Linked DNA regions of Homo sapiens: region 2 is linked to region 1. Evidence: read pairs that join two places in POLR2A ChIA-PET (ENCODE). Cell type or tissue: OCI-LY7. All regions are shown on one strand.

Region 1 (4,000 bases):
AGCTGGGCATGGTGGCATGTGCCTGTAGTCCCAGCTACTTAGGAGGCTGAGGCGGAAGGATTGCTTGAGCCTGGGAGGTCAAGGTTGCAGTGAGCCAAGATCATGCCACTGGACTCTAGCCTTGGCAATAGAGTAAGACCCTGTCTCAAGAAAAGAAGGGAAAGGGAAAGGGAAAGGAAAAGGAAAAAGAAAAGAAAAGAAAGGAAGGCAGGCAGGCAGATGTGATGCTTATCAAGCCAGAGGCAGAAGGTACAAGAGCAATCTGAAACACTTGTTACTGTTTTCATGGTCATCTTGGGCTTAACTGGTGATAAAAATAAGAGATGACAAGACTAAAATTCCTGTATTTAAGTATCTGAGTCAAGAATCAAACTAGCTTCTTTTCAGTAAAGGATGCAGTATGGAGTAGAGTCAGAATGTGGCTAGCAGATAAGCAAGCACATCATTGTCAAGAACATGTACTTTGTGATCCTGGGGAGTACAGCAGTGTATTAAACTCAACGGTTTAAATAGCCATTCCAAATTACAATGGAAAGCAAAGGCAAAATATTCAAATTTTTGTCTCTCCAAGTGCAAATGTTAAAAAGCCACAAAATCCTATGACAAAATCCGTGAGAGGATTCCCTCTCCAAACCAACAAAAAAACCGAGCCAGCTCTAACACCTCCTGACAAGGCCATCTCACATATTCCTAATGAACTCCTTCCCTGGTAACCACTCAACACTCCTCAGGAAACTTACTGGTCAAGCCTAAATCTTTAATGCTTTAGCTTTAACTCACTTCCTAGCAAGGTTAGAGAGCATAATTGATTATTAGTTTACAGAATAACTGAAGGCTGTTAGTAAGCAAATGTTTGGTTTTATCCATCTACACACTAAATAACCTCTTTGAGTATTATTGTCCATTTTAAAAACCTCCTTAACTAGGTTCTGAGCAATTCTTCTGCAAAACAATACTACAGTGACAAAATGCTTAAACTAGAAAATAAAAGACTTATCACATATTAAATACTTGAATAGAACCATTTAGAACAAATTCAACATAAAATAAAACAACAGTCCTATATTTTCTACAGTAATACTACTTCCCATGCAAAATTTTCACAACGCTTTATCCTCTAATTTATGGATCATATTTAGGATTATAATACAACATTGGCAATGTTGGCTCTAATGTCTTGTGTTTTCTTTTAAAAATGATAAATTTGGGGGATGGAGGGTGAGAGTGGGAAAGGATGCCTTAGAATTTCACTAACCAATACTGATTCAAAAAGGCCACATAGGTGTGCACCTGTAATCGCAGCTACTTGGGAGGCTGACGCAGGAGAATCACTTGAACCTGGGAGAGGGAGGTTGCAGTGAGCCAAGACTGCGCCACTGCACTCCAGCCTGGGCGACAGATTGAGACTCCATCTCAAAAAAGAAAAAAAAAAAAAAAGTCACATAAAGCTGGCTATGTTTCATAAAGCTTATTACCCCAGATTTTTCTTTTAATTTCATTTGTTGACACAAAGGGACTCTTGTTTGTTTTTTTGTTTGTTTTTTTTTTTTTTTGAGACAGAGTCTCGCTCACTGGCGCGATCTCGGCTCATTGCAAGCTCCGCCTCCCGGGTTCACGCCGTTCTCCTGCCTCAGCCTCCTGAATAGCTGGGACTACAGGCACCCACCACCACGCCCGGCTAATTTTTTATATTTTTAGTAGAGAAGGGGTTTCACCGTGTTAGCCAGGATGATCTCGATCTCCTGACCTCGTGATCCACCCGCCTCGGCCTCCCAAAGTGCTGGGATTACAGGCGTAAGCCACGGCGCCCGGCTCAAAGGGACTCTTTATTGAGCACAAACTTTGGCCATAAAGCCTATCCTCTGTTTGGGCTGTCCTTTCATATGCTTAAAATAACCCTTTGACCCACAACTCTGCAACTGTCTTCTGTGTTTAACCACAGCGGAAGGAGGGGAGAGAAAGAGAGAAAGAGGAAGAGGGAGAGCAAGCACTCAAGAATGAACACATATGGCAGACATTAAAATTGGCAATGGCTCCTTGAAGGGCAATTAAATAATAAATAAGAAACCCAGTAGCACTGAACATTGCCTGCCAGAGAAGTTCAAAACATCTTCATAAGTAAACCTGTGTTCACCACTCATTCCCACACTTTCTGTGGCTTTCTTACAATTATCATTGATACTGCTCCTTTACTTCAAGAGACCTGGAATCCCAGAAATAGCTTCTCTGTAGCAAAAGATCACCCAACTTCCTTCCTAAGGAACCACTGGCCCCAATTAAAATTTTATATTTTCCTGAAAACTGTGCTGATTATTTTCCATTTGTCCTTTCCTATTCATTATCTTCCCTTCTCTGTCTTATTCCATGTCCTGTGGGGCTGTTCTCAAAAAATTGTGTCACTCCTTACAGTTGGGTTCAGGCAAGAGGAGAGAGAGGTTATTATATTAATTCTTCTGATATTTCCAATATTTTCTATGTAGGGTATCGTTTCTTCATTTCCTATTTTATTTACTGGTCTCAATCACTATTTCTTCTGGTTCACAAAGCCAACAGTACACACATAAAGCTAAGTCTCTTCAGACTGCCGAAGCATAGAATCACCAAATACAAACTCCAAGGTTGAGCAGAGCAAGGCCTGTCATCATGCCTAGGTTGGTAAGAAGGTTGCCCTCCAAGTATTAAATAATAGGATAAGCTAGAACCAATATTTGATATTTTCTATTACCATTTGATACTGATTTTTTTTTTTTTTTTTTTAGATGGAGTTTCGCTCTGTTGCCCAGGCTGGAGTGCAGTGGCGTGATCTCGGCTCACTGCATCCTCTGCCTCCCAGGTTCAAGCAATTCACCTGCCTCAGCCTCCCAAGTAGCTGGGACTACAGGCGTGTGCCACCATGCCCAGCTAATTTTTTGTATTTTTAGTAAAGATGGGGTTTCACTATGTTAGCCAGGATGGTCTCAATCTCCTGACTTCGTGATCCACCTGCCTCGGCCTCCCAAAGTGCTGGGATTACGGGCGTGAGCCACCGTGCCTGGTCTTGAAATATCTTATATGGTAGCACTTTGATATCTTAAGAATGCAAGGAAGGGAAGGAGGGAGGGAGGGAGGTAGGCAGAAGAGTAGGAGAAGGAGGAGGAAGAACAACAACATCAACAACTAAGATGAGATTTCATTAAGAATTTGCTCTTTAATTAGATCCCGTTTGTCAATTTTTGCTTTCGTTTCAATTGCTTTTGGTGATTTCGTCATGAAATCTTTGCCCATGACCATGCCCTGAATGGTACTGCCTAGATTTTCTTCTAGGGTTTTTACAGTTTTGGGTTTTACATTTAAGTCTTTAATTCATCTTGAGTTTTTTTGTTTTTTTTTTTTCTTTTTTTTAGACAGAGTCTCACACTGTCGCCCAGGCTGGAGTGAAGAAGTGCCATCTCAGCTCACAGCAACCTCTGCCTGCTGTGTTCAAGCAATTCTCATGCCTTAGCCTCCCAAGTAGCTGGGACTACAGGCGCATGCCAACATGCCTGGCTAATTTTTGCATTTCTAGTAGAGATAGGGTTTCACCATTTTGGCCAGGCTAGTCTTGAATTTCTGATCTCAAATGATCCACCTGCCTCAGCCTCCCAAAGTGCTGGGATTACAGGCATGAGCCACCATGCCCAACCTCATCCTTTTTTTTTTTTTTTTTTGAGATAGAGTCTCGCTCTGTCTCCCAGGCTGAAGTGCAGTGGCACAATCTTGGCTCACTGCAACCTCTGTCTCCTGGGTTCAAGCAATTCTCCTGCCTCAGCCTCCTGAGTAGCTGGGACTACAGGCATGTGCCACCATGCCTAATTTTTTTGTATTTTTAGTAGTGATGGGGTTTCACCATGTTGGTCAGGCTGGTCTCAAACTCTTGACCTCAAATGATCTGTCTGCCTCAGCCTCCCAAAGTGTTGGGATTACAGACATGAGCCACTACGCCCGGCCCCCTGGCCTCATCTTGAGTTAATTTTTATATAAG
Region 2 (4,000 bases), 150 kb after region 1:
CTGAATAGAGGAAAACTAAAAGACTTTCCTCTAATATCTGGAACACCACAAGTATGCCCACTTACACCACAATTATTCAACATAATACTGAAAGTCTTAGCTAAAGCAATCAAACAAGAGAGAAATAAAGGGCATCCAAATTGGAAAGGAAGAAGTCAAACTGTTCTTTTTTGCAGATGATATAATCTTGTATTTGGAAAAACCTACTCTACCAAAAAAACCATTACAACTGATACATTCAGTAAAGTTGCATGATACAAAATTAACATACGAAAATCAGCAGTATTTCTATATGCCAAGGGTGAACAATCTGAAAAAGAAATCAAGAAAGTAATCCCATTTACAACAGCTACAAATAAAATTAAATACCTAGGAATTATCTTAACCAAAGAAGTGAAAGCGCTCTATAATGAAAACTATTTTAAAACAATAGTGAAAGAAATTGAAGGTAACACCAAAAAAAATGAAAAGATATTCCATGTTCATGGATTGGAAGAATCAATATTGTTGAAATGTCTATACTATGCAAAGCAATCTACAGATTCAATGCAATCCCTATCAAAATACCAATGACATTCTTCACAGAAACAGAAAAACAATCCTAAAATGTATAATGAACCATAAAAGACCCAGAATCGCCAAAGCTATCCTGAGCAAAAAGAACAAAACTGGTGGAATCACATTACCTGACTTCAAATTATACTACAGAGCTATAGTAACTGATATGGTTTGGCTGTGTCCCCATCCAAATCTCATCTTGAATTCCCATGGGTTGTGGGAGGGACCCAGTGGCAGGTAATTGAATCATGGGGGCAAGTCTTTCCCATGCTGTTCTCGTAATAGTGAATACATCTCATAAGATCTGATGGTTTTATAAAGGAGTTTCCCTGCACAAGCTCTCATTCTTCTCTTGTCTACCTTCATGTGAGATGTGCCTTTCACCTTCCGCCATGACTGTGAGGCCTCCCCAGCCACGTGGAACTGTAAGTTCATTAAAACCTCTTTCTCTTTCCAGTCTCGGGTATGTCTTTATCAGCAGTGTGAAAATGGACTAATACAGTAACCAAAACAACATGGTACTGGCATAAAAACAGACACACAGACCAGTGGAACAGAATAGAGAACCCAGAAACAAATCCATCCATGTACAGTGAACTCATTTTCGACAAAAGTGCCAAAACAGAGAAAAGACAGTCTCTTCAATAAGTGGTGCTAGGCAAACTGGATATCAACATGCAGAAGATCTGAAACTAGACCCCTATCTCTCGCCATGTACAAAAATCAAATCAAAATGGATGAGAGACTTAAATCTAGGACCTCAAACTATGAAACTACAAGAAAACATTGGGGAAACTCTTCAGGCCATTGGACTGGGCAAAGATTCCTTGAGTAAATACCCCACAAGTACAGGTAACCAAAGCAAAAGTGGACAAATGGGATCACATTAAGTTAAAAGGCTTCTGCACAGCAAAGGAAGCCATCAACAAAGGGAAGAGACAATCCACAGAATGGGAGAAAATATTTGTAAACTATCCATCTGACAAGAGATTAATAACCAGGATAAAAGGGGCTCAAACAACTCTACAGGACAAATCTAATAACCCAATTTTAAAATGGGCAAAAAAAGCTGAACAGACATTTCTCAAAAAAAGAAATAAAAAAGGCAAACATACATGAAAAGATGCTCAACATCATTGATCATCAAAGAAATGCAAATCAAAACTATAGTGAGACATCATCCTACCCCAGTTAAAATGACTTATATCCATAGGCGTGGGCAAGGACTTCATGTCCAAAACACCAAAAGCAATGGCAACAGAAGACAAAATTGACAAATGGGATCTAATTAAACTAAAGAGCTTCTGCACAGCAAAAGAAACTACCATCAGAGTGAACAGGCAACCTACAACATGGGAGAAAATTTTCGCAACCTACTCATCTGACAAAGGGCTAATATCCAGAATCTACAATGAACTCAAACAAATTTACAACAAAAAAACAAACAACCCCATCAAAAAGTGGGCGAAGGACATGAACAGACACTTCTCAAAAGAAGACATTTATGCAGCTAAAAAACACATGAAGAAATGCTCATCATCACTGGCCATCAGAGAAATGCAAATCAAAACCACTATGAGATATCATCTCACACCAGTTAGAATGGCAATCATTAAAAAGTCAGGAAACAACAGGTGCTGGAGAGGATGTGGAGAAATAGGAACACTTTTACACTGTTGGTGGGACTGTAAACTAGTTCAACCATTGTGGAAGTCAGTGTGGCGATTCCTCAGGGATCTAGAACTAGAAATACCATTTGACCCAGCCATCCCATTACTGGGTATATACCCAAATGAGTATAAATCATGCTGCTATAAAGACACATGCACACGTATGTTTATTGCGGCACTATTCACAATAGCAAAGACTTGGAACCAACCCAAATGTCCAACAATGATAGACTGGATTAAGAAAATGTGGCACATATACACCATGGAATACTATGCAGCCATAAAAAATGATGAGTTCATATCCTTTGTAGGGACATGGATGAAATTGGAAACCATCATTCTCAGTAAACTATCGCAAGAACAAAAAACCAAACACCGCATATTCTCACTCATAGGTGGGAATTGAACAATGAGATCACATGGACACAGGAAGGGGAATATCACACTCTGGGGACTGTGGTGGGGTCGGGGGAGGGGGGAGGGATAGCATTGGGAGATATACCTAATGCTAGATGACACATTAGTGGGTGCAGCGCACCAGCATGGCACATGTATACATATGTAACTAACCTGCACAATGTGCACATGTACCCTAAAACTTAGAGTATAATAAAAAAAAAAAAATGACTTATATCCAAAAGACAGGCAATAACAAATTCTGGTGAGGATACAGAGAAAAGGGAACCCTTGTACACTGTTGGTGGGAAGGTAAATTAGTACAACCACTATGGAAAACAGTTTGGAGTTCCTCAAAAAACTAAAAATAGGCCGGGCGCGGTGGCTCACATGGGAGTGCAGATATCTCTTCGATATCCTGATTTTGTTTCTTTTGGGAATATACCTAGCAGTGGGATTGCTGAATTATATGCTAGCTCTATTTTTAGTTTGTTTTTTTGAGATGGAGTCTTGCTCTGTTGCCCAGGCTAGAGTGCAGTGGCGTGATCTCGGCTCACTGCAATCTCTGCCTCCCAGGTTCAAGTGATTCTCCTGCCTCAGCCTCCTGAGTAGCTGGGGTTACAGGTACCTGCCACCATGCCTGGCTAATTTTTGTATTTTTAGTAGAGACGGGGTTTCACCATGTTGGACAGGCTGATCTCGAACCCCTGACCTCGTGATCCACCCGCCTCAGCCTCCCAAAGTGCTGGGATTACATTCTGGCCTATTCTCACTTACTTGTGGGAGCTAGAAATTAAAACAATTGAACTCAGGGAGAAAGAGGGTAGACAGATGGTTACCAGAGGCTGGGAAGGATAGTGGGAGGTGGGGGCAGTGGAAGTGGGGATCACTAATGGGTACAAAAATATAGAAAGAATAAATAAGACGTAGTACTTGATAGCATGACAGGGTGGCTATAGTCAGTAATAATTTAATTGTATATTTTACAGTAACTAAAAGAGTGTAATTGATTGTTTCTAACACAAAGGATAAATACTTGAGGTGATGGATATCCCATTTCCCCTGATATGATTATTAGACATTGAATGCCTATATCAAAATATCCATCCACATTTTAAAAAATTATAGCAGAAGTGATGCTATGCCAATTTTCTGGCTCAAGTCTTAGGAAACTGACAACTTCCCCTTTGTCTCTCTTAGAACCTAGGCACTGTGCTAAAAACAGCTTATGAAGAACCATGTCAAAAGAACTCTGTCCTTCACCCCTCAGTCTTGGCTGAGCTCCCAGTCAATAGCAAGCATTAAACTGCCAGTCAGATGAATGAGACATGTTAGAAGTAGATCCTTCAGCCCCTAGTCAAGCAAACACCTTAAGG

The links. ChIA-PET counts read pairs that join two places held together with the same protein. Peaks named below come from ENCODE experiments on the same cell type or tissue, not always from the same donor. Only the 100,000 strongest peaks of a DNase experiment are listed, where the experiment ranks them.
Region 2: POLR2A ChIA-PET joins it to region 1 with 5 read pairs; 3 of 35 experiments call an interaction of 5 or more read pairs at or near these places.

Annotation. Positions count from the first base shown.
Region 1 is chr2:62,127,708-62,131,707 of GRCh38, reverse strand. All of the region lies in intron 2 of COMMD1 (copper metabolism domain containing 1), which reads right to left. Among named protein-coding and RNA genes, the nearest start is that of B3GNT2, 66 kb to the left of the region's middle. RefSeq lists an enhancer at 2,008-2,057 and a silencer at 1,908-2,108. In OCI-LY7, no CTCF peak of the experiment used is centred here; a DNase peak (open chromatin) is centred at 1,937; H3K4me3 peaks cover 2,457 bases; H3K27ac peaks cover 2,770 bases.
Region 2 is chr2:61,978,600-61,982,599 of GRCh38, reverse strand. The region is part of intron 1 of COMMD1 (copper metabolism domain containing 1); the gene reads right to left. Among named protein-coding and RNA genes, the nearest start is that of COMMD1, 75 kb to the right of the region's middle. In OCI-LY7, no CTCF peak of the experiment used is centred here; a DNase peak (open chromatin) is centred at 3,849.